Regions from separate parts of the Mus musculus genome. Here region 2 is linked to region 1. Evidence: chromatin loops called from intact Hi-C (ENCODE). Cell type or tissue: left cerebral cortex. All regions are shown on one strand. Links, peaks and the distances in the headings refer to the core of each region. The heading gives the core; the rest is flanking DNA. Region 1 has its middle 22 kb from the start of Tacc1. Region 2 overlaps Gm39143 (a long non-coding RNA gene).

Region 1 (15,937 bases), core at 3,974-11,973:
TTTATTCAGATTTCTGTAGTTTTTACTATCTGGAATATATCCCAATATAAATTCAGTAGTCATGATCTATCTATCTATCTATCTATCTATCTATCTATCTATCTATCTGTGTTAGACATGGTGTCACTATGTCCAGTGAGCCATGGATAGCCTAGAACTCACTATGTTGACCAAGCTAGCCTCAGATGCATAGAGATCCACCTGTCTAGGAAGTTCTGGGATCAAAGTTGTGTGTCACTACTTGCAGGTATGACTTTTTTTTTTAACATAAATCAACCTGTGGTGTTATTCTTTATTGTTCCGTCTCTAGCTTTAGTTTCTTTATTATAGGACAACATAGCTTGTTTTTTCTTCCCAGTTTGGTTTTTTCTTATTTATAACAAACCATTTATTCTATATGAGATTCTAGAAACACCAATGTGAAATAAGGCCCTGACAATTTCCCCACTAAAATAGCCAATCAGGTCAAGTATGGTGACTGTAGACCAAACACTTGAGAAATGGAGGCAGGAGCTGAGCATAGTCACAGACACCTTCAGTTTCATTACTGTGGAGACAGAGGCAGGACGATCTCTGTGAGTTCCAGGACAGTTAGAGTTACATAGTGAGGCCCTACCTTGAAATCTATACTTCCTCCAAAGAAAGAAAGGAAGGAAGAAAGAGAGAGAGAGGGGGAGAGAGAGAGAGAGAGAGGAAGGAAGGAAGGAAGGAACAAAGAGAGAGAGGGGGAGGGAGGGAGAGAGAGAGAAAGACAGACAGACAGACAGACAGGAAAGAAGAAAGGAAGGAAGGGAGGGAGGAAAGAAGAAATGGAGGCAGGAGGATGAAAAGTTCAGGTCATTGTGGTGGTTTGAATAAAACCACTTTCCTACTTCCTGCTGCCTGCCTATCCAGATGTAGAACTCTCAGCTCCTTCTCCAGCACCAGTCTGCCTATATGCTGCCATGTTTCCCAACTTGACAATAATGGACTAAACCTGTGAAACTGTAAGCCAGTACCAATTAACAGCTTTCCTGTATAATAATTGCCATGGTCATGGTGTCTCTTCACAGCAATAGAAACCCTAACTAAAACAGTCATCTTTAGCTACATATCAACATTTTGGCTAGCCTGGGCTTCATGAAATTACTTCTATGTATATAATAGAAAACAAATCATTTGCTCTAGTATAGTATTTAAGCGTGGAATGGCCCTTTCTCCTCTCTCCCTCTCCAACCCCCACCCCCACCTTCTCTTGACATGACATGCTGTACAGCCCAGGTTAGCTTTGAACTCTGACTCTTCTTGCATCTGTTTCCCATATGCTAGCAATCGCAGGTGTGTGCCATCATATCCATCCAGTAATACCACTTAAAGTTCATTAATATAGTCTGTCTTTTCCTTGTGGGTTTTCCCTCTCGGTGGCTGGTTTGTTTGTTTGTTTGTTTGTTTTTCTTTTCTTATCTCATAAGCTGAGGATGAGAACTTTATAACTGAAGGCTCAGCAAAAGTTAGCAGGCTGCTCTCTAAGCACTATGAGTATGTTACTTGCATGGGAATTTACATGCACCTGGGAAAGCCTTTCTAAATATATGCAGACTGAATGTGTCTCTGTACCACTGAGGGCTAGGAGTGAGGCAGAGGAGGTGACCTTGAGGATGGGGGAGGGTGCGGTACCTAAGCGAAAGGGGACATTCACAGGAGGACCTTTCTTGTGCATACTACAGCAGCCGAACCCATCTTAAAGATGTCACTTCCTCTGCAACACAGTAACAGCATGCCCTCTGCTGCTCTCTGCTCAGTCGTGGGCGCTGTTGCCTTTGGCTTTTTCATAGACTGGTTGAGAGGTACTAACAGGTTCCCACGATGAAAGGCATCACTATGCTTCATCCTCTGCTCTTTTGCCCATGAAGACTTGACAACCTTGGAGACGTTTACCAGTGGGAGTCCTACATTTGACGCTTCTTCTCAGAAATCTTGCTCGTAAGGACACCGGGGTATAATGTTTAAAGGTGTTTTTGGTTTATATATGTAGTCCAGTTTCCCCTTGATTGTTGTCAGGATAGATCTGCTGCAAGTACCATTGGTAACAGCTGTAGGCGAAGAAATGATGTATAGCTTGCTTAAACTCGGGAGTTGTCTTCGTCTGTGTTCTGTTGCCATAACACAACATTTAATACTGGCTAACTTGCAGGAGGAGAAGACTCGGCTCACAGTTCTAAAGAGTGGGACATTCAGGGTTAAGCTGTGTCTGGTCATGTCCTTCTTAGGCACTTGTCTGCAGAGTCCCAGTGTGTAGAGGAAAGCTGACATCACATGGTGCAAGGAGTGTGTGCAAGAGATAGAGCCAAAACAGCTCTGGCAATAGGGTTGTTCCCAAGAGACTCATCAGTCCGTGGATCCAGGAATGGCTCTGGTTGTCCTGGATCATGGACATCCTCATGACCCAATCAGACAGCCCATCACACCCACCATATACCACTTCATGGCAGAGACCAAATGTCAACATGCGCTCTTGTGGGAACAGTCAAAGCATAGCAGGGGTGTTTCAGAGAAACTGTTGAGTTATGTCTATTTTCTCTTTCTTCCTTTCTTTCTTTCTTTCTTTCTTTCTTTCTTTCTTTCTTTCTTTCTTTCTTTCTTTCTTTTGTTTGTTTTGTTTCAAGACAGAGTAGCCCTGGCTGTTCTGGAATTAGCTCTGTAGATCAGGCTGGCCTTGATCTCACAGAGGTCCTGCCTCTACCTTCTGAGAGCTAGGATTAAAGGCATTCATCACCAGTTCCAGGTTGTGTCTATTCTATGAATGCAGGGTAGTCTCATTTCTGAGAAACCTTGTGCATCAATCTTCCACTGTACATTCCTGGAAAATCCTGATGGTACCCAGCACCAGCCAGGATGAGGGCTCCCAGGACTCCAGCGAAGGAACTGTCATTTACAACAATACCTCTGAAGACTTATTTGGGTTAAAAATTTCTTTAGACTCTGTGTCTTAGGGTCTTACTGCTGTGAACAGACACCGTGACCAAGGCAACTCTTATAAGGACAACATTTAATTGGGGCTGGCTTACAGGTTCAGAGGTTCAGTCCATTATCATCAAATAGGAACATAGCAGCATCCAGACAGTCATGGTGCAGGAGGAACTGAGAGTTCTACATCTTCATCTGAAGGCTGCTGGTGGAAGACTGATTTCCAGGCAGCTAGGGTAAGAGTCTTAAGCCCACGCCCACAGTGACACACCCACTCCAACAGGGCCACACCCACTCCAACAAGGCCACACCTCCTAACAGGGACACTCCCTGGGCCAAGCATATACAAACCATCACACTCTGATAATATCCTTACAGACATTTCCACGTGAAAATATGCATACACAATATATAAAGTGGGTGTCAGGGATCCAGAGACATTATTTCATGTAATCATTTTGTGGGCCTGTGAAGCAAATAAAATTGTCTCTAAAAAAACCTAAGGCTTGGAAAAATTTACAAACAAGGTCACAGAGTCATAAATGGGAAGTGAGGACTCAGGTGTGGAGAAACTGGCTGAACGGGAGGCGGGGGGGGGGGGGGGCACCAAATTGCCAGGTGTTTGTACTGGTGGCTCATTAACCAGCCAGGGCTCTGCTATCTCCTGGGATGATGAGTGTTTATGGCTTTTCCCCTTCAGCTAACATAGTGTCAGGAAAGGAAGTGTCTGTCAGAGCATGGTCCAACCTGTTCTGTAGATAAATACCATACTGGATTACATTACATTACACAGAAAGAATGACTCTTGTGGGCTTCTTTGCAAAAGAAAAGGTGTGTGTGTGTGTTTGTGTGTGTGTGTGTCTTGCTTTTCTAATGAGTGCAAAATGTTATGTTTCTAGAACTACATCAAAACTGCTCTTAAATAGAGGTTTGAGAAAACCAAGTGAGAGACGTTTGGACAAGATAGGAGAGTAGGAAACTGGGGAGATGAATGGGGTTGTCTTTTTAAGTGTGGATGTTTTATTTACTTGACTACAGAAGGCTTTTTTTCTCCTTTCTTTCTTTCTTTCTTTCTTTCTTTCTCTCTCTCTCTCTTTTCTTTCCCTTTCTTTCTTTCTTTCTTTCTTTCTCTCTTTTCTTTCTCTTTCTTTCTTTCTTTCTTTCTTTCTCTCTTTTCTTTCTCTTTCTTTCTTTCTTCTTCTTCTTCTTCTTCTTCTTCTTCTTCCTCTTCTTCTTCTTCTTTTCTTCTTTTCTTTTTTTCTTCTTCTTCTTTTTTTGGAGACAGAGTCTGACTATATACCTCTGACTGTTCTGGAACTCACTATGTAGACCAGGCTGACCTCAAACTCACAGAGATCTACCTGCTTCTGCTTCCCAAATACTGGGACTAAAGGATTGCAACTTTCTTTTGATCAGATTCAAGAATTTGTGTAAACTGGTCGTGATAGCACAGGCCTTTAATCTCAGTACCTGGGAAGCAGAAGCAGATGGATCTTGTGAATTTGAGGCCAGCCTGGTCGACACAGTAAAGTCCAAGCCAGACACGCACACGCACTCTCTCAGGGGTGGGGGTTTGGTGCTGGGGGGGGGGTTGGGGAAGGAGAGGGAGAGGGACCTTATGTCTCAAAAGAATAACAACAAAAAAGAATTTACGTAGCATACACCTGTCTCTTATACACATCTCAACCCTGCAACACACCATCACCAAAACGAATACATAATTTTTCCCCCTCAAGTTGTAGTACTTCACATGCAAAGCCATGTGTATGAGCCTCTGTCTCTGTAACAAAAAATGCTAGAGACAATCAATTTATAAAGATAAAAGGTCTATTCTCGGAGTTTTCGTGGTTCTAACCCATAGCTTTGGGCTGGTAGAAAGGCATCACAGCCTGGTACCAGCGTGTGGCGGAGAGGAAAAAACTGGGATTTACAAATCTCCTGAAGTAGTGTTACACACACACACACACACACACACACACACACACACCCCGACCTACACAGGAAAGCTTCCGGCACTTTCCAGGGGTGTCTTCTCGTTGGTCGAGCCTGTAGCCCACTGACCTTTTAGAAGATATTCAGCATCCAAACTTAGTACTAGAACCCAGTAACTGTCCAGTGTCCTGGAGCAATAACTCAGGGGAACCTAAGTCAAGTCCTAATTATCACGGGCCACATTTACAAATTGATACCCGAAATGGAAGCTTGTGTGTTCTCACGAGGACAAGATTAGAACTAGGAGATGTCCCCAAATTTTGGGAACATATAGCAGTAATAGGGAAGAGAGACAGAGTGAGCATGTCTGTGGTCTGTGAGACCAACCATGTGCTAACAGGGTGGATCCCTCATTCGGTCCCTATCACATTCTTACCTCTTGCCAGAGAAGGCGTTGTTCTTCAGTTCTGCCACCAGGGGGAGCCAACCACCGTCCCAGCCGCTCCACGCCCCCCCCCCCCCGCCTTTTTTTTTTTTTTTTTTTTTTCCATTTCTGGGAGTTGGAATCTTTCTGTGTGTCCTCATGACTTGTTCATTGGTATCCATCCACTGACTGAAGTGCAGTGTAAATGCCTGTTAGATGCAGAAGGGATTTGTAGCGGCAGTGTGTGTTTATAGAAATGCAGGTTTAAAGACAGTCCCTTAAAACTTGTATTGGTTGTGTGGCAGAACTTGTGGGTGCCTTCTGTGGTTTCTGTACAGCTTACGAAGGTCTTATTTGCAGAAGCAGGGAGACTGCTATGCCCCCCTTCGGAGGATAGCCATTCTCCACCAAGAGGGATGAATGGGTTCCCAGAGTCCCAGGTACCCTGTTTAACAAGGAGCTTAGGAATTCAAAGCCAGCATGAGCGCCATACTAAGACCCCGTTTAAAAGAAACGGGGGGGGGGGGGGGGAGGAAGGAGATTGGCTTTTTCATCTTCAGGGCTATAACACTATAACATCCACTTGACTGGCTCATCCAACATTTTTTAAATACATTTTTAGTTTCTCCTTATGTTTTTCTTTTGGCCTAGTTTATGGTTTATTTTGTTTTAACGGAAATGTTGTTTTCTTACCCTTTGTAAACTCTTTCCTTTGAGTCCAAACTCCTACACCAGAACTAGTGTGCTTGATGCTTGAGGAGTGTGGGGGTGAGTGTGGGGGTGAGTGTGTGAGTGAGTGTGTGGGTGGTTGGGTGGTGTGGGGGTGAGTGTGGGGGTGTGGGGGTGAGTGTGGGGGTGGTGTGGGGGTGAGTGTGTGGGTGTGTGGGAAAGTGTGTGGGTGAGTGTGTGGGTGGTACTTGGGGTTTGTGGGAGTGGCTTGTGTGTGACTTTGTGGGGACATTTATTTGTGTGGGAGATTGGAGTATGTATAGCTCTATGGCATATATATGTGTGTGTGTATATATATATATAAATATGTGTATGTGTATGTATGTCTATATATCTGTATAGGAGAGGTGTGTGTATGTGTGACTATATGCAATTGTGGTATGTATACATGAGACTATATGTGGATTGTGTGTAGTGAGTTTAATCTGTGATTCTATAGTATTATGTGAGGGGGAAGTGTGTGTGTGTGTGTCTGTGTGTGTGTGTGTGTCTGTGTGTACATGTCCTGTACTTCCAGCCGGACTTTCCAATAAACCTTCCAAAGAGCAGTAACAATTTGACACCTTGAGAGATCAGAAAACAGTGTCCCCACCCCCACCCCCCCCTCGGTCAAGCCGCAGAGCCCTGTTGTGGTTATCTTGTTTCTGTAAAAATACTCTAGGTGACAGTTTCCAAGCCACGACTTCTCAAGGACTTCACAATCAGGGAGGAATCTTTTGGAAGTTCCTCTCCAAGGGCGATAGCTTCACTGGTTTCTGAAGGTAGCAGCTGGGTAAGATTTTAGCTCTCCTTTCTCCCTCACCGCCTGCCCTGTTGCCACTACTGGATATGCCCGCCTTCCTTCCTCCCTCTCGGCGAGTGCGCCCCCTCCTCACCCGCCACCCCCACCCATGGAAGCTGAATCACGCTGCTTCCTTTTTTGGTCACAGCTGAGTTTCTTCCACCTTCAGAGCCCTGTGTTACATAAAATGAATCACTCCTTTGCACTCCGCTGTCAGCTTCAGAACGAATAAGCAGCTCCCTTGGGGTGCCCCGTCCACCCTGAACGCCACTTGATGGGAGATATTGAATGGTTGACTCTAAAGTGTGAGGGCAGGTGATAAAATGATCCTGAGTATCTTGCTTGGGGGGTGGGGGTAGGGGCACAGAAATCAGTATTTTAATGGGAGCAGAGGAAAAATTCCAGCAAAGAAGAAAGACTTAGGGAAAAAAATTTCAATTTGGTCCTTGTATGGGTAGGCAGGAGTGAATTCTGGGACCACAGAGGCAGCAGCATTTGGCCACACAGATGTACCAGGAGCTGTGGAATGAAGCTGAGGAATGGTTCACACCATCTGTGTACATATTTCTGGCGCCACCAAGCTGGGAAATGTTCCTACCAGGGCTTATCATAGACGTTTAACCCAGCATCTCCAATAGAGGGATGAAATACATTTAGAGACCAGGGACTAATGAAAATGCCCAATTTGTTTATCGCTAACACACTGCAGAGTCAGGTTTCTGCGTATGAAACCCCCAAACTTAGCTCCTTGCCTGGGATTCCTGCTGGGTACCCTGCTTCCATCTCAGAGGGCTTTTTCTCCTGGGAGGGTGTGGGTGGGCAGCCTTGAGCACATCTTCCACCCTGGGGATGCTGACTTAGGTCTGGAATCCTGCCCTGGGTTTGATCTACTAAACAGGTTCTGGTAAACACAGTTGAAATGTTAAAAGGCTGTCAAGGCACGGCAGTTGGGTTAGATGTGGGTCCCACATGCTCGATGGGTCTAATATGGTTTGGGGGCAGGAGAAAAGAGGGATAGGGGTGGGAGAGAATTTTGAGTCAGCTGTGAGTCACATTCACACCCTGGAAAGCTGGAGTTGGACCCAGCACAGGAAAGCATAAGTTCCAAATTGAAATGTGGATTGTGGGTGGAGAAAATGGTGTTCAAGAAGACAAAAATCAGAGAAACCTCTCATAGCCACGATCAGTCTGCTGAGCCTCTGGGGTGTGCCATGCTCTGGGCTTGAGAGTTTTACTGAGAGGGAAGCAGCCAGTGGTGTGCAGTCCGTAGACAGGCGGGGCACAAAGCAATGCACTTGGCGTGGTGAAAGCTTCTGTCTCTAGTGTGCAAGCTGAAGACAAATGCCCTGCCGAGAGAGCTCAGCTGTACAGATGGCGCTGGGACAGTGACAACCACGTGCAAAGGAAAGAAAGCGCATCTACAGCTCTCATCCCAAACAAAGATAAACTCAAGATGTGCCACGAGCCTTCAAGGCTAAACGACCTGAGGAAGACATAGTCTTCAAACTCTTCAGGATCAAGGCCTACGCAAGGACTTTCCAAAAAGAAGACCCCAGCCCCACAGGAAATGATCCCTAGACTCTAAGTTGTCTAAGTGAGGGTTTTACTGCTATGAGCAGACACCGTGATCAAGGCAACTCTTCTAAGGACAATATTTAATTAGAGCTGGCTTACAGGTTCAGAGGGTCAGTCTATTACCATCAAGGTGGGAACATGGAAGCATCCAGGCAGGCATGGTGCAGGAGGAGCTGAGAGTTCTACATCTTCATCTGAAGGCTAGCAGAATACTAGCTTCCAGGCAGCTAGGATGAGGGTCTTAAAGCCACAGTGACACACCTAATCCAACAAGGCTACACCTACTCCAACAGGGCCACACCCTCTAATAGTGCCACTCCCTAGGCCGAGCATATTCAAATGATCACACTTGTAGACAAAAAAATAAAAAAAGGAATCATAGAACTGATTAAAGATTGGGGGGTGGGGAGCGTATCTTTGCTAGTTATAGGTCAGATAGGAGATTAATATATAAAATCTATAAAGAACCTCCCAATTAAATACAACCCCCAAATCATCCAATAAATAGCCAGTAAATAGCCAATGGGATGAAGGCAGTTCTCAAAGGAAGAAATAAAAATGACCAATAAATATTTGAAAAACTGTTCAACATCCTTAGCTTTCAGGGAGCCGCAAGCTAAACTATATTGAGATTCCATCTCATTAAAATCCGAATGGAAGCTGGAGAGATGGCTCAGCAGTTAAGAGCACTCACTGGCTGCTCTTTTTAGAGGATCCAGGCTTAATTCCCAGCAACCGCATGTGCAGCTCACAACTGTCTGTAACACCAGTTCCAGGGGATCTGAGTCCCCCATGCTGATACATATAAAATAAAGTTAAATTTAAAAATTAAATAAGTAAATAAAGTCAGAATGGAAATCAGTCGATCCTCAAGAAGAGGAAATGTCCCTTTAAAATCTACGGCTCCTGGGCACACACTCGAAGGAGAATAAGTCAGCACACCACAGAGATGCTTGCATGCTTATTTGTTGTTGTATTATTCACAGTGGCCAAGGCATGGACACAGCCTGTCCATCCACGGAATGGTGAGGCTTCAGTAGGTATCTGTGCACAGTGGAAGTTTCTCCAGCTGTAAGTGATATCTGTAAGCCGATATCTGTGGGAAAGTAGGTATTATTATGTTAAGTGAAATGAGCTAGACGCAAACCGAAGACAAGTATTACCTTCTCTGACATATGGAATCTTGACCTAGATATGTATATTTGTGTATATATATTCATATATGAAAGCAAAAGCTAGGCATAGTGGTTCCTAGCACTCAAGAGACAGAGGCAGGAGGATTGTTGCAAGCTCTATGCCAGCCAGGTTTCCCTAATGAGACACTGTCTCAAAACAAGAAGGAGTGGGAAGTAGAGAGGAAGCCATGCTCAGAGAGGAGTGGGGAGAAAAGAAGCTGATGGGAGGCAGGTGTCATGGAGCAGAAGGGAACGTTGTTCAGTGCGGAAAGAGGATCAGGAAGAGGAGGAGTGCTGGGGTGTAGACAAGAGTGGAATATAATGTATGAAAATGGCATGGTGAGGGCCAGAGAGATGGCTCAGTGGCTAAGAGTTCTCACTGATCTTCCAGAGGACCTGAGTTCAATTCCCAGGAACCACATGGTGGCTCACAACCATCTATAAGGAGATCTGGCGCCCTCTTCTGGCCTGCAGGCAGATATACAGTCAGAACACTACATAATAAATCTTAAAAGGGGGGAAGAGAAAAGAAAAAGACACGGTGAAAGCCATTTCTTTGTACAACAAAAGGGAGATGTGAAAAATAGTTAAAATAGAAAAGAGTATCACTTTGCAGTTAGCTAGAGAAAATATGGAGAACTCATTTTCAAATGGAAGCATTTGTTTTAACCAGTAGATCCAAACTATACCCCAAAAGAGCCAAAAGATAGGGATATATGGAGGTGTATGTGTGTGTGTGTGTTTGAGAGAGAGAGAGTGCGCGCAATATTATTGAGAAAAGTGAAACTAAGCTATTTCTGAATGAACATCACTCTTTCTTTAATTTTTTACTTATTCATTTTATATCCCGCTCACTTTCCCCCTCCCAGTCACCCCCTGGGCATCACTCTTCAGGGTTTGTCATATTGTGGATGGTAGGGCCACCCCAGGCTTCCCACTCTATAGCAACATGTGATTCCTAATGTCCTGGGGGCTGGTGATGCAGGGATCATAGCTTACTACTGCAGATTTCAAGCTAAGGAGTTAAATCTTCCATTTCCAACAAGAGGGCATAGACAAGCGAGAGATGAGTGACCAGGAAGACAGGGAGGGAGGGAGGGAGGGAGGGAGGGAGGGAGGGAGGGAGGGAGAAAGGAGGACAGGTTGGTTTCGTAAATGCATGAAAACACTCAGCCTTATAAATAATTGTTCATACTCGGGCATTGATAGGGACAAATCACCTCTACACATTAGCAAAGGTTTAAAAGGTGAATGGAACTCGGTATCAGCTGAAGTCTGAGGAAAAGGCTGTCTCCTATACTGTCATTTAAAAATTTAGATTACTATTGTTACTGGAGTCCTTGGCCACATACCACCTCACTTCAGAGAGCCCCAACACTTGAATGCAGCCATTTGTGCAGAAAGGGGGAAAGTAAGGCCAAAAGACAGGAGGGGGATGTAATCTCTGTGGCTGTGCCTTGGTTGCTTGTCTATTGCCGAGATAAGACACTTAGTTAATGGCCTGTCACTGGGAAGAGACTCTGTGGCCATGGCAATTCTTATCAAAGAAAGCATTTAACTGGGGCTGGTTTATAGTTTCAGATGTTTAGTCCATTATCATCGTGGCAGGAAACATGGTGCTGGAGAAGTAGCTGAGGGGTCTACATCTGGATCTGCAGGCAGCAGGAAGGGAGGAGGGGGACCTTGGGACTGTCTTGAGCTTTTGAAGCCCACCCCCAGTGACACACTTCCTCCAACTAAGCCACATATACTCCAACAAGGCCACATCTCCTAACCCTCCTTAAGCAGCACCAATGACTAAGCATTCAAACACAGGAGCCTATGGGATCCATCTTTATTCAAACCACCACAGGGGCTTATAGTTTCAGAGGGTGAGTCCTTGACCATCATGGCAGGGAGCATGGCAAGAGACAGGCAGGCACGGGACTAGAGCCGTAGCTAAGCATGCACATCTTGATCTGTAAGTAGGGAGCAAAGAGGGACCATTGGGACTGTCTTGAGTGTTTTGAAACCTCAAAGCCCCGCCCTCAGTGACAAATGTTCTTCAACGAGGCCACACCTCCTAAATCCTTCCCAAATGGTTCCACCCACTGGGGACTACATGCCCAACTATATGAGCCTGTGGAGGCCATTCTCATTCTAACTACCAGGTGGTGTGAGCAAGGCTGCATCTTAGCCCTGTCTTGGGGTGGAGTATATACCTCGTGTGCAAGAGAAGGGGCTGGGGCAAGGGTGAGAGTTTAATCACTTACACAGTCTTGGTCAAACAGGATTTGGCTGAGTGGTCTCTTGTTCTGGTTCTGCTAGTTGGGTCTAGAGAAGGGGGCAATCTGTTTCCTATGGTGAGATGATAGGAAACATCAAACAAAGTGTTTCCACTTTAGTGGGCAACTTCAGTTTCCAACCTGAAATAATTGCTCCCTGTTGGTGTTGGGGGTAGCTTAGTCACGGGGTGATCTGCCTTCGAGGCTTTGCTGTTCCTGGAAGGTCACAGCAATGACTGGTGACATGTAGACACCGCTTCACAGGTCTGGAACAAGACATTATATGAGCCGGTGCTTTGGCAGTCTCTCAGAAATATGTTAGTGGTTCTTCAGCCTTCGAAGGGATGTGAGATAGGTCAGGTAAGCTGGGGTTTACTCAGCCTTGTTTTACCAGTTTTTAGACAGATAGTCCTTAAGTGGTTAGCATACCTACGTGTAGCATTGAGCAGGGATCTGACCCAAAGTGCAAGGTGGTAAAGAAGACAGATACAAAGTGAAGTGGCAAAGCCAACCTTTGTCCTGACATTAAATGCCCACTGCTCATCTGTAGGCCCAAATGAAGAGTCAGAACTTTTAAAAACCTTTTTAAAAAATGTATTTGTTTACATATTTATTATATACATGTCAGAGTGCTCTGTCTGCATGTATACCTACATACCACAAGAGGGCATCAGATTCCCCTTATAGATGGGCGTTGCCAGGGAAACTGAACTCAGGACCTCTGGAAGAGCAGCCAGTGTTCTTGACCTCTGAGTCATCTCAGCAGCCCAAGATGGTGCCTTTTAATAAAACTTGCCTCTTAATTGTTACAATATAACCTTTCTCAAGGGCAGCTGACTACTTGTATCAAATGTAAAATATATGTGACTTGATACTCCAGTCTTACTTAGCAGCTTGTGCTAAGAAATCGTATATATGTAAAAAAGATGCATATGTAAAATATGCATATGCAAAAAAGATGTATTTGCATAAGTTTATTCATCAGGGTTTCATTTATAACAGAGAATCCATTAATACATCCTGATTCCCATGAGCATCAAGTTGGGCACACAAAGGGTGTTACACAGCAGAAGGAAAAGCAGTTGGCTCTGCAAGGAGACACATGCATCCTGGTTCCTCTCCCTCATCTGCAGAACAAAACACTATGAAAACAAGAGGTGTAGACAATTGTTACGGTCTTGTTGGAGACAACGTGTACATTTAAATCCTATTTCTGTATAAGTTTGTATGTGTATGCATGCATGTGTGTGTGTGTGTGTATATATATATATACATATATATATATATATATATACATATATATATGTGTGTGTGTGTGTATATATGTGTGTGTGTGTGTGTGTGTGTGTGTGTGTGTGTATGTATAAGTGTATGTATGTATGTATATGTATGTATGAATTATCTCTCCTTCCACATAAACACATGCTTATATGTAAGGGAATGGTGTGTATGCTTTTCAGTTTATGCATTCCAGTGACAATATTGTCAGGCAGATGGGACCCAACCGATAAGACTCTGTGGCCAGAGCTGACTTCTGTGGGGAAGTACAGGTTACAAGTTTTGGAAGAAACTGCAGATGAGTTGATTCCAGATGTTAAAAAGTATTTTGGAAAAGATAAGAGCAGGGCTTGTTGGTTCTCTGTCACTGTAGAGCCACCGTTCATCAATAGCAAGAGGCTCCCTTACGCTCTTACTGTGGGTTTCCCTAGCATTGGTAAATTTACTTTTGCTAAGACAATGAGCCTTAATGCATGTGCTAGTCAGCTTCTTGTTGCCATGACAAAATGCCTCAGAAAAACATTTTTTTTTTGGTTTTTGTTTTTTTTTTTTAAAGACAGGATCTCATGGTTTGTAGCCCAGGCCATCCTGGAACTCACTACATAGCCCAGGCTGCTCTTGAATTTGTGATAATCCTCCTGCCTCAGTCAGATAAACAACCGTTGTGAGACCAAAGCAGGAAAAATATACCTTGTAGGTTAAGAGTTCTGTTTGGAGTTAAAATTAAGTTTCTGTTTGCCCTGTTGGTTTGACCAATTTGTACCAAATGTGCTTGATTGCGTGGGAGTGAGAAGTATGTGGGCAGGAAATACATCAGGATGTTTGCTGGTCCGTGATTGGACCTCATGGGAAATTAGGTGAATTGTGGGGTCTGCCTTTTTTTAAGCCCCTGAAAAATGTGACCTGTAGCCATTTTCTGTAAACCCAGGCAAGGACCTGGCCAGAGTCCATCCATCCACCTGGCCAGTATGTAATTAAAGCTTGCTTCGAAATCAGCTTTAAATTGTGGTAGTGGTCTCATTCTCAGCTGGTTAGATTAAGACTTTAAGGGAGCCGGGCAATAGTGGCACACGCTTTAATCCCAGCACTCGGGAGGCAGAGGCAGGCAGAATTCTGAGTTCGAGGTCAGCTTGGTCTACAGAGTGAGCTCCAGGACAGCCAGGGCTAAACAGAGAAACCCTGTCTTAGAGAGAGAGAGAGAGAGAGAGAGAGAGAGAGAGAGAGAGAAGACTTTAAGGGAGAAAGTTGGTTATTTGGCTTGTTGTTTCAGAAGCTGTGGTCCACGCCAGCCCCATCGTGGCACTGTGGCACCTGGCAGAATTCCTGATAGAGGTGGCCCATTCACCTCAGGGCAACTGGCAAGCAAAGAGAAGCAACAGAGGACCAAGGTCTTCCCACTGTCTCCTCCAAGGCATCCCCCTCCCCCCCCCCCCAATATCCTGATTTCTTTCTTTAAGACTTATCTCTTAAAGGTCCTGTCACCTCTTAGGAGTGCTGTCAGCTGGTGACCAAGCCTTTAATGCGTGGGCCTTTGATGAATATTGGTGCTTAGTTGGGCAGTGATGGTATCTTCTCCCCTTGACCGAATTAAGTGCTCCAGTCGTCCTGCTCCTGGGTATACCTTGGCTGTGCCTGGATGAGCACCGGGATTTCCCCTTTCCTGCTCAGCTTCTTGGGGCACATTGTTCTGTGTGGGAAATGCTGTTACATTAATGTATTTCACACAGGATAGCTTATAAATTACATCTCTATTTGTTTATAGAATTGGGATCTGTTTCAATCAGCAGAATATAGCATAGGCTGGCAGAATTCTGTCATTTGTAAAATTTAGAATAAAAGAATGAAGGCACACACACACACTATACATATATATATGTATATATAGTTATATATATATAGTTTTATATATTTATAGTTATAGTTATATAGTTATTGCCTTATTTAGGGTTTTACTGCTGTGATCAATCACCATGACCAAGGTAACTCTTCTAAGGGCAACATTTAATTGGGGCTGGCTTACAGGTTCAGAGGTTTAGTCTATTATTATCAAGGTGGGAACATGGCAGTGTCCAGGCAGGCATGGTGCAGGAGGAGCTGAGAGTTCTACATCTTCATCTGCAGGCTGCTAGCAGAATACTGACTTCTAGGCAGCTAGGATGAGGATCTTAAGCCCACACCCACAGTGACACACCTACTCCAACAAGGCCACACCTTCTAATAGTGCCACTCCCTGGGCAGAGCATATACAAACCATCACAGTTATTAAAACATACTTTTAAGTTCTATGGAGTGATGTGTACCTATAATCCCAGCACTCAGGAAAAGGTGACAGGAAGATGGTGAGTTTGAGGCTAGCCTGAGCTACATAGTCTCAAAAAAGAAAGGTCTGGAATATAGCTCAGGGTACTTGCCTAGTACGCACAGGTCCTGTGTTTGCTCTTCAGCACAGGGGGGAGGGGTGGCGGGGGGGGGGAGGGAGGGAGCAAGGAGGAGGGCGGTAACTTTTGGAACAAAGAACGTTGTATAGGAAAGAATCCTTGCTGGCTGGAGGTGGCTCAGGAGGCAGAGGCAGTTCCAGGCCAGCCTGGTCTACAGATGGAATTCCAGGACAGCCAGTACAACAGAGAGAAACCCTGAAGAAAAGGATTCTTTGCCTTGTAAAATGATTCAGCTTGCTTTTTTAGGATGAGGTAGATGGGGGTGGGGGTTGCTCTTCTGTTACATATGCTAAGCATCCTTTAAGGGGAGTGAGGGGTGGGGTGGAGAAAGTTCTGCCAGCATCCATTCACAGCTTCCTGATAGGTGTGACATTTAAAGATGAATTTATTTATTA
Region 2 (15,937 bases), core at 5,142-13,141, 85 kb after region 1:
CTGCAGCCCTTTAATACAGTTCCTCATGCTGTGGCGATCCCCCATCCGTAATATTATTTTGTTGCTACTTCATAGCTGCAGTTGTGCTACTGTTATGAACTGTGATGTAAATATCTGATAATGTAATGAATATAAATATCATGACCCGGAGGGGTCTTGACTCACAGGTTGAGAACTGCTTTTCTTGGTCCTTATTTTTCTTGTGAGGTTACTTAAGAACGTGTAAATAAAGTCTGCGTGCTTTTCCTTTGTTACTCTGTCAGACATCAGTTCCAGCTGGACGCTGTAGGAGAAGGGAAGAAAATTTACCTCCTCTGAAACGCTTTTAAACTCTTATTTTTAAAACTGGGTTAAGTACATTTATTTATGTTGTGCTGGTTGTATTTTTTTTTTTGTTAACAGTTAGGGTAGTCTGGGAAAAAGGAACTTCATCTGAGAAAAAAACACCGCTGCCTCCACCAGATCAGCCTGAGGCATTTTCTTGGTAAATGGGTGAGGTGAGAGAGCCTAGCCCACTGTGGGTGGTGCCACCCCCTAGGGAGGTGGTCCGGGAAGAAAGTTGGCTAAATGAGAGCCTGGAGAGCAAGCCAGTAAGTTGCCTTCCCTGTAGTCTCTGCTTCAGTTCCTGCCCTGACTTCCTTCACTGGTGAACTACAGCATATGTCTAAGCCAAATCAACTCCACCCCACCCCCCACCCAGAATTGTCGTGTTAGCTTCAGTTAGTATTTTTATGACAGCAACAGAATGCAAATTAAGACATGTGTGTTTATGTGTTCATTTTGAGGCAAGGTTTTACTGTGTAATCCCCTGGTTGGCCTCAAACTTGCGATCCTTCTGCCTCCGTTTTCAGTCCTATCTTTTAATACTAAAGGCAATTCCTGAGGGCCAGAGATATGGTTCCATGAGGAAAGCGTGTGCCACATAAGCCGTGTGGAATCCTGGGAATCCACATGAAGGTGGAAGGAGAGAACCAACTCCACAGTTACCTTCTGACCACCACTCTTAGGCCACAACACGAGTCCACACACACACACACACACACACACACACACACACACACACACACGTGATGATGGTGATGGTGATGGTGATGGTGGTGATGATGATGATGGTGATGATGGTGGGGATGGTGGTGGTGATGGTGATGATGGTGATGGTGATGATGGTGATGATGGTGATGATGGTGGTGATGGTGGTGATGGTGATGATGGTGATGATGAACAGTGACTGAGTTTTGGGATTCTAGGCATGTGCTGCACATCCATAAAATTATTTCAAATGAGAATATAAAAACAACCCCCCCCAATATGGTAGCATATGCGTAGAATCCCAGTATTTGGGGAGGCATAAGCAAGAGTTCAAGACCAGTCAAGGTTATATAGCAAGACGCTCTAAATTTTTTTTTTAAATCAAATTTTTAAAAAAAAGTAAAAAGTAAAAGAGGAGGAGAAAGGGAGGTAACGAGATGGTGTAAGACTCATGCTGCAAAACCTGATGCCCACAATCATCCTCTCTCTCCTCTCTCTCTCTCTCTCCTCTCTCTTTCCCTCCTCTCTCTCTCCTCTCTCTCTCCTCTCTCTCCTCTCTCTCTTCTCTCTCTCCTCTCTCTCCTCCCTCTCCTCCCTCTCCTCTCTCCCTCCTCTCTCTCTCCCTCTCTCCTCTCTCTCTCCCCCTCTCTCTCCTCTCTCTCTCCTTTCTCTCTCCCCCTCTCTCTCCTCTCTCTCTCTCCTCTCTCTCTCCTCTCTCTTCTCTCTCTCTCCTCTCTCTCTCTCCTCTTTCCCCTCTCTCTCTCCTCTCTCTCCTCCCTCTCCTCCCTCTCCTCTCTCTCCTTTATCTCTCTTTCCTCTCTCTCTCCACTCTCCTCTCTCTCCTTTATCTTTCTCTCTCCTCTCTCTCTCCTCTCTCCCTCTCTCTCTCCTCTCTCCTCTCTCTCTCCCCCTCTCCTCTCTCTCTCTCCTCTCTCTCTCCTTTCCTTTCCTTTCCTTTCCTTCCTTCCCTCCCTCCCCTCTTTTGCACACACATAAATAAATAACAAGAAAAATGCACATATTAACAGAGCAATTTAATGTTCTGAGCCACATAGACATTGTGCAATGTTTAAATCGGGTTAAACATATCTGCTGCTCCTCAGATATTTGTTCTTCATGTTAAAATACCAAACAGAAGCGACCAACTCCCCCTATTGTGTAATTTATTGAAAAAGAAGTGAATGTTTATCCTGAGCACCAAATATTACTGCCAGATCACAGAGACCATGAGAGACCAGACCCCAAGGGAACAGACCATGAGAAGACAGATCTGAAGAGACCAGAGTCTGAGTCTGAGGGAACAGATCTGAGAGGCCAAATACTGAGAGACTAGACCATGAGAAGACAAAGTATAAGAGACCATCCTCAAGAGGACAGACTTTGATAGAGCAGACTCTGAGGAGAGAGACCCCCAGGGAACCCTGGGAGACCAGATCCTGAGAGGAGACCATGGGAGGCCAGCAGCTGACAGATGAGATGGTGAGAGAACAGACCCTGGGAGACCTGACTCGGAGAGTATAGACCCTGCAAGGACAGAGCACAAGAGACCACATTGTGTGACCAGATCCCAGTAGGCTAGATTCAGGGGAGTGAGACCCTGAGAGAGAGAGAGACCAGACCTTGAGCCGATCAACCGTGGCAGGACTGACCTTGGGAGAGCAGACCCTGTGAGGACAGAGTCTTAGAGGTCTGGCTCTGGCATGACAGACCCTGAGAAACTAGACTCTCTGAGACCCAACCCTGAGAGATCTCCAAGCTGACATGAATAATACAGGCACTGTTTGAGCTCACATATTAATTGTGGCAGAAAAAGGATAATTTCTTCAATCCTCTTTCCACAGATCTACTTTCACTGTCTGAGTGCGCCGAAGGAACCTAAGGGTGTCTCTATGAACTTTAAACTTAAGCAAGATGTAGCTATAGCTGAGACATAGATCATTTGCCTGGGACCCAACTCCCAGCACAAAGGGGAAAAAAATAGAATGAAAAACATATCATTATTTTGACAGATACACTGAGTTCCTGCAGGGTTCCCTTGGAGTTGTGCTGCGCCCACCGAGGTGACTGTTTGTGGTAGCCTGGGTGCACAGATGTGACTAACTCAATAGCAGCCTTCATGAAGGAAATCACGCCAAGTCTCCGTAGCAACGTCTCCCAGGCGCACGGATGCGTGACTCTAGTAACAGCAATTTGGAGGGTGACGTGGGAAGATCATGTTCAATAGAAACATCATGGGGATGGAGAGGTTTGAAATCGCTCTTGGAGGTCTGGTTGTATTCATTTTTCCTCCCTTCTCTTTGGCGACCACTAAGCTCCTTTCAAGCATATGCAAGAACTCCTCTGACCTCTGTGATTAGCCTTGTTCCAGGCCCTTGTTCCACTCCACATTTCCACTTGAAGAATGAGCGTAGCTCTTCTGACTGAGCCCCTCCACCTTAGGAGGCCTGGTTTTGGAGCTAGCACAGGGAAGGTGACCTTGGGAACAGGGGATTTCAGAAATTAGGGGAGATATTTAAATGACTAATAGCACCCTGGGAGGCTCACTGGGACAGCACTGGACTAGCATGTACAAGGCCTGGGGTTCAGCCCACAGCGTGGTATGAAGTAATAAATAAGAGAGGCCTCAGTTGGCCCTGAGTTGCTGAAACATGGGGAAGCAGTGAGCAGGAGTCAAGTGGGGATTTTAGCAAAGGGAACAGGCTAGGAAGTGGTGGGACTGGAACCCTGAGTTTCCTTAAGAATGTGAGGGTAATTTTGCAGGGGGATGTTTATATAAAAACAAATCTAAAGGAAAAAAACTGACTGACATGCCAGAATGGAAATGTCACTGGGTTCCCAGCAGGACTGAGCTCACAAGTTAAAGGGGCAGGATGCGCTCCAACTCTTAAATGTATTTTTAAAGGCCCCTTTGGGTTTAAATTGGCTCCAGGAAGAAGCCAGGCCCTTCTCCCAGGGGAAGCATCTTTGCAAGCATGCAATAGAGGAGCCTAGAGGTTGGCTGTGTCCAATGGGGTAGCAGGTGCTGAGGGCAAGGGGCCAGGCGGAACGGTTCTGTTCATAGCAGAGTCAGTGATAAATTCTGCCAAATCCTGAAGTCAAATGTTTGGAATTTGAGAGACTCCCTCTAGGCCCTTGTTTATTCTGTTTTCCCGGACACTGAGTCCACAAGAGAGATGTCACCAACAGAGCTCACAAAGCATGCCCAAGGCTTTTGACTGGCAACCTTGGGAACCAAAGCCAGCATGGTGTGTCTGTTTGAGCCACAGTTCAAGTTTGCAGCCTGAGCAACTGAAGGCAGCAGGCTGGGCATCTCAGACCAGCTTCCTGAGGCCAAGTATGGTGGAGATTATATATATATATCTTATAAACTCAAATCATAAGTTAACTTGCAAGCATAAAAATAGCTTCAAAAACGTAGAATTGGGCCAGGTGAGGTGACCTATGCCTATAGTCTCAGCACTCTGGAAATGGAGAAGGGAGGATGGTGAGTTTGAGGCTAGCCTGGACTACATGGTAAGATTCTTGTCTGGAGAGGAGGAAAGAGAGGAGGAGGAGGAAGAGGAGGAGCAGGAGGAGGAAGAGGACAATTGGCATTGAGGAGTATACATACCTCCATGATAGAACATTTGACTAGCATGTTTCGGGGTTCACCCCAGCACTCTGTGTGTGTGTGTGACAGACAGACAGACAGACAGAGACAGAGAGTGAGAGAGACAGAGATGGAGAGTGAGAGAAGCAGAGACGGAGACAGGGAAAGACAGAGACAGACAAAGATACCAAGCCCAAGTCCAGGAAAGCCAGCTTCCCCAGGCTCCACACAAGTTCCAAGCCTTAAAACAATGTCACCTGTCTAAGACTATATCAAACGCAAAGAGACCCAGAAAGACATTGCCTCCCCTGCCCCAGCCAAGGATATCAAGGGCCTCGGTGAGCCTGGACCCTGAAATCAAGGAACTGGTCAGGAGCCTCTCTTACAGGTGCTGTAATTTCAGGAGCCGCTTACCTCCCTCCCACAGCTTGCTCTCCATCTCAAGTCTGTCCCCGAAGCCTCTTCTCTGTTCTGGGCCACCTTTGTCACTGATTGTTAGGAAAACAGCTGGACAAGGTGGTGCTCCTTAGAAGGTAGAGATGGGAACATCAGGAGTCACAGGCATGCTCAGCTACACAGCGAGTTGGAGAATGTGGTTTGGACCACGTGAGATTTCACACACACTTCCCAAAGTGCAAGTACTCGGTCAGCTTCTCACCGAGTCTTCCTTAGTTTCCTGTTATTAAGTCTTCAAGGCCCTTTTGCCCTGCCCTCCATGGGATGGTAAGCCTTGCTCCCTTGTAAGCTGCTGGGGACAGTCACAGACAGGCCACTCAAGACCACACGTCTGGGGACCAGGGTTTCCTGTGAAGGACCCTGAACAGAGGACTCTGAACCCTTTCATTCAAGATCTGTACTACGCCCATGAGAGAACACCCAGGCTGGGTGCCCTAATGCCAGGGGGAAAGTATAAATGTGACTGGGCTCAGAGGGTGGCTTTTGGCTTTTGTTTGGTTTCTTACCTCCAGCTTCCTGTTTTGGTGTTCTGAGTCAAATTCTTTTTTTTTTTTTTAATATTTATTTATTTTATGTATCTGAGTGCACTGCTGCTCTCTTCAGACACACCAGAAGAGGGCACGGGATTCCATTATAGATGGTTGTGAGCCACCATGTGGTTGCTGGGAATTGAACTCAGGACCTCTGGATGAGCAGCCAGTGCTCTTAACTGCAGAGCCACCTCTCCAGCCCCTGAGTTGAAGCACCCCAGGTTGGTCTTGGGGTCCTGCCTCGCCTGTTTCAGCCCCCAAGCACTGGGATTACAGAAAGTACCACCACAGCCTGTCTTGTTTTAGCTTTTTGAGAGAGAGAGGTGAGCCTCGTCAAAGTTGTCACCAAGCAACCTAGACTTGAAACTATTATCATTTTTTTTAAAAAAGATTTATTTATTTATTATATGTAAGTACACTGTAGCTGTCTTCAGACACCCCAGAAGAGGGCATCAGATCTCGTTACGATGGTTGTGAGCCACCATGTGGTTGCTGGGATTTGAACTCAGGACCTTTGGAAGAACAGTCAGTGTTCTCAACCGCTGAGCCATCTCTCCAGCCCTATTATCATTTTTATTAAAAAAAATAAAATGAAACCTAGCAAATATTTCAGTGATGGGACTTATACTCTGCACGCCTGAGCGGGGAGAGCGGGGTGAACAACAGAAGTCGCGTGTAGCCTGTTGGGGAAGCTACTTCCATAGCCATTATGACCATCACTACAAACGTCAGCTTTTAATATTACCAGTAGTTGTCTGTAAGGATATAACTACTGTGTGTACATTGAGAACAAAAATGGTAGTGGATCATAATCCCAGTAACTGAGAAGTCTGAGGCAAGAGAATAAAGCTACAGGGTAGACCGAGCTGCCTGTCTCACAGTACTAGTCTCAAACAGACAGTAACAACACTCACATAGAGAATCCACAGGGCTCCCTGGAGGAGTCATGTTGTATGTCAAAACTTTTGGCTACAAATGACTTATTGTCTAGTCAAGACTTAAACAGAGAACAATCACAGACACCTGCCCGGTGTTACACAATCGGAGGAGACATTTTGATCAGAGTAAGTGGGCCTTGTAGAGTCTAGAGTTTTCTTCCTCAGGACCAGGTATAGCAGGAGAAAGAGACAGAGACAGAGACAGAGACAGTGTGTGTGTGTGTGTGTGTGTGTGTGTGAGAGAGAGAGAGAGAGACAGAGAGAGAGAGAGAGACAGAGAGACAAAGAGAGACAGATAGAGACAGACAGACAGAGAGATGAGACAAAGAGAGACAGACTCTGTGCCTCCCCAGAGCTTTGCTCTCCCTTAGTCAGAGCCCTGAGTTTTCCTTGATCTCTTAATGGAACTCATGGCTAAAAGATGTATAAGACCACCCCACATCCATTTCCCTTCTCTCCTAAACTGTTAGAGTTTCCCAGCCTGCCTTTCTGAAACCTCCAAGGGATGGTCATGTCTGTCAGACCCAAATAAAGCCAAAGATGCCCAGGAGAGACTCCGATGGCTGATATGCCTCACTTTCATTGAATTGCACATCACCAGAAAGGCAGGAACATACATGGCTGCCCTCTGAGGCCACTGAGGATTTCATATGTGTGTAGTGGTCAGTCATTCAGAATTTGGGACTCTTGGGTCTGTCCCATGCAACTGTGGCCAAGGGGCCAAGAACTGAGACATTTGTTTTCGGAGACCTGAGCCTCTCATCTGTTCTCAGGAGGAGATCTTGAGATCATGGTAACTCTTGCCTGAGCAGATGACAGAAAGAGAAAGAGAAGGGCCTGTGCTATAAATGCAGACTCACTCTCCAGCCACCCAGACCATCAGCACCGGCAGCCTCTGATCTACAGTCAGCACAATCACAAGGTCAACAGTAAACACTGTCCTGGCCATAAATACCCCTGAAGAGCTTTAGTCATTGTCTTAGTCAGGGTTTCTATTCCTGCACATACATCATGACCAAGAAGCAAGTTGGGGAGGTTTCTTTTGTTTTTTGTGTTTTTGTTTTTTTTGTTTTTTTTGTTTTTTGTTTTTTTGTTTTTTTTTTTTTTTGAGACAGGGTTTCTCTGTATAGCTCTGGCTGTCCTGGAATTCATTTTGTAGACCAGGCTGGCCCCAAACTCAGAAATCCACCTGCCTCTGCCTCCCGAGTGCTGGGATTAAAGGTGTGCGCCACCATGCCCCTAAAGTTGGAGAGGAAAGGGTTTATTCAGCTTACACTTCCATACTGCTGTTCATCACCAAGGAAGTCATGACTGGAACTCAAGCAGGTCAGAAAGCAGGAGCTGATGCAGTGGCCATGGAGGGATGTTCCTTACTGGCTTGCTTTCCCTGGCTTGCTCAGCCTTGCTCTCTTACCAGCCCAGAGATGGTCTCACCCACAAGGGGCCTTTCCCCCTTGATCACTAATTGAGAAAATGCCTTACAGTTGGATCTCATGGAGGCATTTCCTCAACTGAAGCTCCTTTCTCTGTGATAACTCCAGCTGTGTCAAGTTGACACAAAACTAGCCAGTACAGTCATAGATTAGGAAGTAGGGGGTGGGGGATTACATAAAAAAGGGGGGCTGGGGTGGGGAGAAAGCTGGATGCCTGTTAGGGCTAGGTAGCTTCAAGCATCCATCATGGTATAACCCCTGCCCCAAACCCAATTTGCTGTAGACTCAACAAATCCATGGAAGGGATGAAGTAAAGAGTGGAGAAGGTCTTTCTCACACCTGCAAAACCAAAAAAGAAATCACCTCTTTTTAAAAGGAGGTGCTGGGGGTTAGTCTAATCCTTAGAACATGGCTCACTTACTAATTCTTTGCTAAAATAATGCAAGAGACAGACAGACAGACGGTCTCACCAGCTCTTTGGCCTCTCTTGCCTTAGATAGTTATCTGCCGCACTCAGGTGAAGGAAAGGAGAGCAGGACTCCTCCAGGCACACTGCCAGGAATGTCTTAGTCACTGACGTCCTTGTAAATGTGGACCAATAAAGCCACCAGGGGTTGTGTTGGGAGGGCCAGGTCTGTGGGGTGAGGGTGCCCTGGGGAGCCCTCCTGTTGGGCATGTATGCACTTTGGTTACTGCAGGCTGCTCAGAACAAAGGAGCTATGGCAGAGACCCGCAAAGCTCGTCGTGGGAGGGAGTTGCCTAACAGTGCTGTACCTAAATAAAGAAGGCCACCGTGTGCCTGTGACTGTGCCACAGAGCCTGATAGTCTGCATTTTCACCAGGCAGAGGGAGGACAGGGGTGGATACAGACTCTGCTGTCACCCGAGGGACAACTTCCAGAAGAGCTCGCATGAATCATCCAGCACACAGGCACACTTGCGACAATTTATATATGGGTGCTGGGGGTGGCCAGATGTCAGCTCGCAAAAGCTGAAATGTTAGGTGCGGAGTTGTTGGACCCCATGTGTCTAATCCTGTCCTTTATTGTGGATGTGTAATTATTTTTCTTCTGCATGTGTATATTGTGGTGTGTGTGTGTGTGTGTGTGTGTGTGTGTGTGTGTGTGTGTGTAGGCACACATAAAGGTCAGAGGACAACCTTGGGTATCAGTCCTTGTCTTCTACCTTGTTTTGAAGCGGGGCCTCTCTTATTTTATCCACCGTTCTATGTTCTCCAGGCGAGTTGGCCTGTGGACTTCCCGGGGATGCTCTGTCTCCAACTCCCATCTTGCCCCAGGACAGGTGCATGCTACCATTTCCGTTTTGACCTGGGTTCCAGACATGAGAAAGAACTCAGGTTGTCAGGCCTGTGGGACAAATGTTTTACCTGCTAAACCATCTCCTCAGCTCCTTTATTACAGATTCTTTTAGCTCCTTCTATGTGAAACTTTCAGTAAATTTCCTCAAGATGAGCTATCACTAATTCAAGAAGAAGAGGAAGAAAGAAGGAGGAGGAGGAAGAGGAGGAGGAGGAGGAAGAGGAGGAGGAGGAGGAGGAGGAGGAGGAGGAGGAGGAGGAGAAGAAGAAGAAGAACCAGAAACTGGGGCTGGTGAGATGACTCATCAGGTAAGAGCACTGACTGCTCTTCCGAAGGTCCTGAGTTCAAATCCCAGCAACCACATGGTGGCTCACAACCACCTGTAATGAGATCTGATACCCTCTTCTGGTGAATCTGAAGACAGCTACAGTGTACTTAGATATAATAATAAATAAATCTTTTTTTTTTAAAGAAGAACCAACCAACCAAAAATCAAAAACAAAATTCATATTATTTTAGGGGTGTGGCTAATATTAGTAGCTAATGAAAGAAAAAAGATAATTGGATATGGCCACAGATGTAAACTAACATCAGATCTGCTATACCATCAAAATGGGAATCTAAATGTCCTCCACATGCCCGTGTATTGACTGCTTGGTCTAGTGTAGCACTCTTTGGAGGTGGTAGAACCTTAAGAAAGTAGGAGGTAGAGCCTTGTAGAAGGAACTTAGGCCATTAAGGTATAACTTTGAATGGAACGTTGGGACCTTGGCCTCTTTTCTGACTGCCACAGGATGAGCAGACCTCTCTGCGGCACTCCCACCCTCTGCAAGATGTACAGGGCCCTGGAACAATGGGGCTGAGTGACCACAGACTCAGAAACAGTGAGCAAACCGACCTTCCCATTGTTGTCTATCTCAGATGTTTTGTAAGAGTAACAGAAAGCCAATGAACACAAAATCCTTCCCACAGCTGTTTTAGTTTTTTAAAACCAAGCATTTTTGGCTCCAGGAAGCAGAGTGAATTTGTGTTTATAGCTGATATTTGGAGCAAAGAGTTGGAGCCCAGCCCTCCCTCCCTCGGCCTGCTCCTCCTCATTTGGTACCTGTTTTAGAGGCAGGAGATGGTGGTAGGAGGGGAATTGATTTGACAGTCAGTGCCAGTTCTGACTTGCAGATAAAGGGAAGAACTGTGTGGAGCACTCAGAGGCCCTGGAGTGTTTGATTTGCAGCACCAAGATGGACAACAAGGATCTCACGCCGACGCACTGAGCCACAGGGCCAAGGCTATGGAACCAAGTTCTCCCCGGTCTTTGGAGCTACAGATTCCAAGCCTTCAAGAAAGAACAATCGAGCTGGGCACACACCTTTAATCCCAGCACTCGGAAGGCAGAGGCAGGCGGATTTCTGAGTTCGAGGCCAGCCTGGTCTACAAAGTGAGTTCCAGGACAGCCAGGGCTCACAGAGAAACCCTGTCTTGAAAAAAAAAAACAAAAACAAAAACAGAAAAGAAAAGAAAAGAAAAGAAAAGAAAAGAAAGAAAAGAAAAGGAAGAACTATTGAGCCAGGATGGAAGACCTCCCTTCCTCCATCTTAAAAGACTCAGGGTCCATGGCTATCTCCACTCAGATGTAATGTAAGGGCAGATCACGAGGGGCTGTAGCTATGGGAGTCTGGACTCCATATAATGTGGTGTTTTGTCCATATGAAATATCTTACTGTGATCTAAAAATCTAAACTCCATCAGCTAATCAAGCCACAGATGTTTGGTACAGTTTTGCTGTCAACGAAATGCCCTGTTCTGAAGACATTGTCTTTTTGTGTTGAGCTGGGTTATAATCAGAAATAAATGTATAGAGACATGAGCCTAATGACTCAGGCCTAGAATGCTGGCTACCAGGGGGGCTGAGGCAGGAGGATTGCAAGTTCAAGGCTAATGCAGATGTTGCAAAGGGCTGGAGTTTCAGCTCAGTGGTGGGCAGGACCTGCTTAGCTTGTGCCAAGGCCAAGCATTTGTGATTAGTTCCTTGCTGATAAAGCAGCAGGCAGCAGGCACCGTGGACTTGTTCCAAAGACTTCCATCATTGATATTGAAGGTTAGTATAGGCAGAGTCACAAATGAAGGTGAACTTAGACAATGAGAATGATTGCCAGGCAGTTACGTGAGGCCCCAGTCTGCAAGCATAACAGAATATCATTAACAGTGTCAGGGATTAGTTCTTGCCCATGAGATGGGTCTCAAGTTGGGCCAGTCATTGGTTGGCCATCCCTCAGTCTCGGCTCTGTCTTTGTCCCTGCAATTCTTATAGGCAGGACAAATTTGGCCTCGAAGGTTTTGAGGGTGGATTGGTGTCCTTATCCCTCCACTGGGAGTCCTGCCTGGCTACAGGAGGTGGCCACTTCAGGCTCCATATCCCCCAAGACTAGGAGGCTCAACTAGATTCACCCTCATAGGCTCACTGGAGCCTGCCACATCCCAGGTCCTAGAGAGTTCCTCCCCACCCCAGGAGCTAATTAAAACAGATGCGGAGACCCATAGCTAAACATTAGATGGAATTCAGGGAGTCTTGTGGAAGAGTTGGGGGAAGGATTGAGGGACCCAGAGGGGACAGGGACTCCATAAGAAGACCAACAGAGTCAACTAACCTGGACCCTTGGGGGCTCCCAGGGGTTGAACCACCAACCAAAGAGCATAATGGGCTGGACCTAGGCCCCCTGCACCTATGTAGCAAATGTGCAACTTGGTCTTCATGCAGGTCCTCCAATAACTGGAGCAGAGACTCTCCCTGACTCCATTGCCTGCCTGTGGATCCTGTTCTCCTAACTGAGCTGCCTTGTCTGGCTTCAGCAGGAGAGGATGCAGTCCCATCTGTGCCTGTGATGGAGATTAGTAATGACAGTGCCGACAGCCCAAGGACAGGCAGGTCTGTTCTGTGTGTCCCCTGACACTTGCACCATAAACATCGGCCCCCTTCTCCTTTGCAAGAACTGCCCCCACGTAGTGTAGGCTAAACATGCGAAACGAGCAAGGCATCTCTGTGCAGCAAAGTGTCCCAATCTCTGTGCCAGCTTGAAGGGAGTACCTATTAAGTGGAGGTCATGAGCACACGACTAAGCTGCTGTCCAGAACCAAAGGGCAGTGATGGAGGTCTGCCTGGTTGCAGCTTACCCTGGGCTTACACGATCGCTCGTCTTCCCAAGTAATTATTCCAGCCTCACTTCTAACCTCACCTTCCCCAGAAGACAGTCAAGTCTCTCCTGTCACCTACTGACACTGTAAATGCGAGATTCTTTCATGTGTTGGTTATTTTCCACGCTCAAGTGTGATTCACGGGTAGGAGGCCATCTGTCTCTGGTATGTCCCTAAGCCTTAGATGAGGGCATGAAGGGATAATAAGAGCCTGAAATAAGAGGCAGAGGTGGGAGGAGGGGAGGAGACTTGCAGCCGAGGGGATTGGTGTCGTGTGGTGCCTTGCAGGGTGTGGGTGGTGAGAGAGGAGGAGGGAAAGAGACATTTGGGTCTCTTGCTTGGGCAGCTGGCTGTGTCTGCACAGAATTGGGAATTCGAGAGAGCCGGGTTTATGGGGTCTAGCCAGGGATGTCAGTATCAGGTATGTTTTGTTTTGTTTTGTTTTGTTTTGTTTTGTTTTGTTTTTCTGAGACAGGGTTTCTCTGTGTAGCCCTGGCTGTCCTGGAACTCACTCTGTAGACCAGGCTGGCCTCGAACTCATTTGGGAACATCCCAAAGTAGGAGACATGAGACAGTATGCTGGAGCATTTCTATCAACTGGACAGAGCTAAAGTCATCTGAGCGGAGAGAACCTTCAGTAAGAAAATTCCTCCATGAGATTCGCCTGTTAAGACATTTTATAAATTAGTGATTGATAGGGGTAGGGGCCAGCTCATTGTGAGTGGAGCCATCCCTGGGCTGTGGTCCTGGGTTCTATAAGAAAGCAGGCTGAAAGCAGATGCCCTCCCACCTCCATGGCCTCTGCATCAGCTCCTGCCTCTGGATTCCTGCCCTGTTTGAGTTCCTGTCCTGACTTCTTTTAGTGACGAACTATGATATGGAAGTCAAATCAACCCCTTCCTCTCCAAGTTGCTTTTGGTTATGGTGTTTCATCACAGCAATAGAAACCCTAAGAAAGCCGGGCGTGGTGGCACACGCCTTTAATCCCAGCACTTGGGAGGCAGAGGCAGGCGGATTTCTGAGTTCGAGGCCAGCCTTGTCTACAGAGTGAGTTCCAGGACAGCCAGGACTATACAGAGAAACCATGTCTCAAAAAACAAAACAAAACAAACAAACAAACAAAACCCTAAGAAGCTGATACCAGCATAGTGGGGTATTGCTGTGAGAGACCTAGTCATGTTTGGGGAGGATTGTGGAAGGACCTTGGAACTTTGGGCTAGAAAAGCCACTGAGAGAGAATTCAAAGCTTGGTGAGCTATTCTGTGGGAGCTGGGAAGAAAAGAATGTGGAAAGCCCTGCAGACAATGGAGGCCTGGGTTGTGAGTTCCAGAGGGAAGTTTGAGAGTCACTTAAAGACTTATAGGGTATGTTTGGTATTTTGAGTTGAGAATCTGTGGTTTTGGTTAACTGAGGCTGAAGAATCAGCTGTGGGTAACAAGAGACTAGAATCACAGAAGTAAATAAAACCCTTGCTTTACTGGGATAGTTGATGCCTGTCAGCCGGAGCTAAGAAATTAGCAATGATTGAGAAGAATCCACCATCACTGAGGTGAAATCTGGGAAGTGTTTCCTCAGGGTCAGCACGCAGAAGCTGTGTTCCAGAGGCAACCAAAGTTGTACCTTTGTGCTGGAAGCTGAACTTTATAGCATAAGAGTCTCCCAGGTGTATGGGTTTTGAAGGCATGAAGGGGTCATGGAGGGCAGCTGATGCTTGACATTGTGTGGCAGGGTTGCAATCCATGAAGAAAGACCAAGAGAGGCTATTGGTGGAAGTATAGCCCAGGTGCACGAGTCCCCAGCATTTTGGAGATTCATGTATCATAGGCTGACCGCCCAGAAGAGCAGCAGGGGTGGAATGGAGCCTGCCAGAGTTTAGATGACAAGCTGTGTGTGCTGCAGAGGGCGGAGCTGGAGAAGTGACCCAAGGTCCTTGGAGGAGTCCAGAAGACAGTGAGTGAATCCCAGCTATTGGACATGGAGTTATATACACTACACTGTTGGAGTTTGCTTTGAGCTGATTATAACTGTGTCCTGGTTCTTCCCTCTTGAAGAAGTGTATTTAGCTTTTTTTTTTTTTAAGAGTCCGTAGTTGAGAGACTGAATTTTAAAAGAGATTTTAGATTTTTTAAAAGAGACTTAAGTTTTTAAAGAGATTTAATTTAATTTTAAAGTGTTTGAAAATGTAAGGACTGTGGGATTTTTTTCAAATTTGTAAAATGTTTTATATTGTAGTGTTGCTAATGTGTGATCTTGGGAATGAACAAGAAAGGACAGCTTGTTGCTTAACAGTGATAGGTTTGTGTGTCAAGTTGACAAGGGGTCAGCTTGACACAGACTAGACTCATCAGAGAGGAGGGAACCTCAAATAAGACATGCCTCTAAAAAATCAGGCTGTGGGCAAGCCAGGAGGGCATTTTCTAAATTAGTGATTGGTGGGGGAGGGTCCAGCCCACTGTGGGCGGTGCCATTCCTTGGGCAGGTGGTCCTGGGTTCTATAAGAAAGCAGTCTAAGCACGCCATGAGGAGCAAGCCAGTAAGCAGCACCCCTCCATGGCCTCTGCGTCAGCTCCTGCCTCCAGGTTCCTTCTTGTTTGAGTTTCTGTCCCGACTTCCTCCAATAATGGACCATGATATGGACGTGTAAGCCGAATAAACTCTCTCCTCCCCAACCCGGTTTTGGTCACGGTGTCTCCTCAAAGCAATAAAACCCCTGACTAAGACGGTGAGATGGGCTGACTAGAGTATAGGAAAAGACTCAGGTTTAGCAGTCATCAGAGAGTGATCAGCAAGAGGACATGGGGAAGAGGGGGAGTTACGTCTGCAGCTGGTCTTTGCTACTTTGTGGGTTCTTTTTCCTACCCTCTCTTCCCCCCTCCCAGGTTCACCCCCAGTCACTAGATAGGAGGAGAAAGGCAGAGACAGAGAGATCCCTGAATCTCATCTCTTTCCTTTTGTTTATTCTTTGAGCATGGCTACTAACGAACCACAACCAGCCTCCGTGGGCTCTAACATTTCTCTACCCTCTGAGAAAGTTTCCAGCTTTCCAAACGTCACAGAATCGCAGACACCATCTGCAGCTGGCAAAAACCACGCCTCTGCTAACGTATGATGCAAATCACAGTCAGCTGCTATGGACGGTTGGAAGCAGCCCCACAACCCCACACCTGGAATTAAAACGAAAGTACATTTTTATAATATGTATGGCTTTTTAAAAAAGAAACCAAAATTCCAGAATTCTCATTACAGCTGTCTCTCCATGTCCATGGCTGGTACTAAACCTCTGGGGTGCTCTGTTTTTTTTGTTTTTTTTTTTTGTTTTTTTAGTAGTTTCCCTAGTCATGACCTGTGCAGGAGCCCCAAAAAGCAGCCACTAAAGCACAGTTTGCAGAGGCCTCAAGACACTTCCCCTCCCCTGGCCTCTGGAAGGAAAAGAAAAGGCCCAGCCTTGGGGCCAG

Evidence for each region. Peaks named below come from ENCODE experiments on the same cell type or tissue, not always from the same donor. Only the 100,000 strongest peaks of a DNase experiment are listed, where the experiment ranks them.
Region 2: it touches region 1 in a loop (10-fold over the local background); 2 of 42 quality-filtered maps call a loop at or near these places.

The regions. Positions count from the first base shown.
Region 1 is chr8:25,216,032-25,231,968 of GRCm38, reverse strand. It overlaps a transcript of Tacc1 not described here. Among named protein-coding and RNA genes, the nearest start is that of Tacc1, 22 kb to the right of the region's middle. In left cerebral cortex, for the core only: CTCF peaks have their summits at 5,323 (motif pointing right) and 10,033 (motif pointing left); DNase peaks (open chromatin) are centred at 6,968, 7,349, 7,941, 9,807 and 2 more places; H3K27ac peaks cover 4,400 bases.
Region 2 is chr8:25,132,311-25,148,247 of GRCm38, reverse strand. It overlaps Gm39143 (a long non-coding RNA gene), which reads right to left. Exons shown (of 3, transcript XR_870257.2): 3 at 15,583-15,646. Among named protein-coding and RNA genes, the nearest start is that of Gm39143, 10 kb to the right of the region's middle. In left cerebral cortex, for the core only: no CTCF peak of the experiment used is centred there; DNase peaks (open chromatin) are centred at 8,851, 10,411 and 12,733; H3K27ac peaks cover 2,105 bases.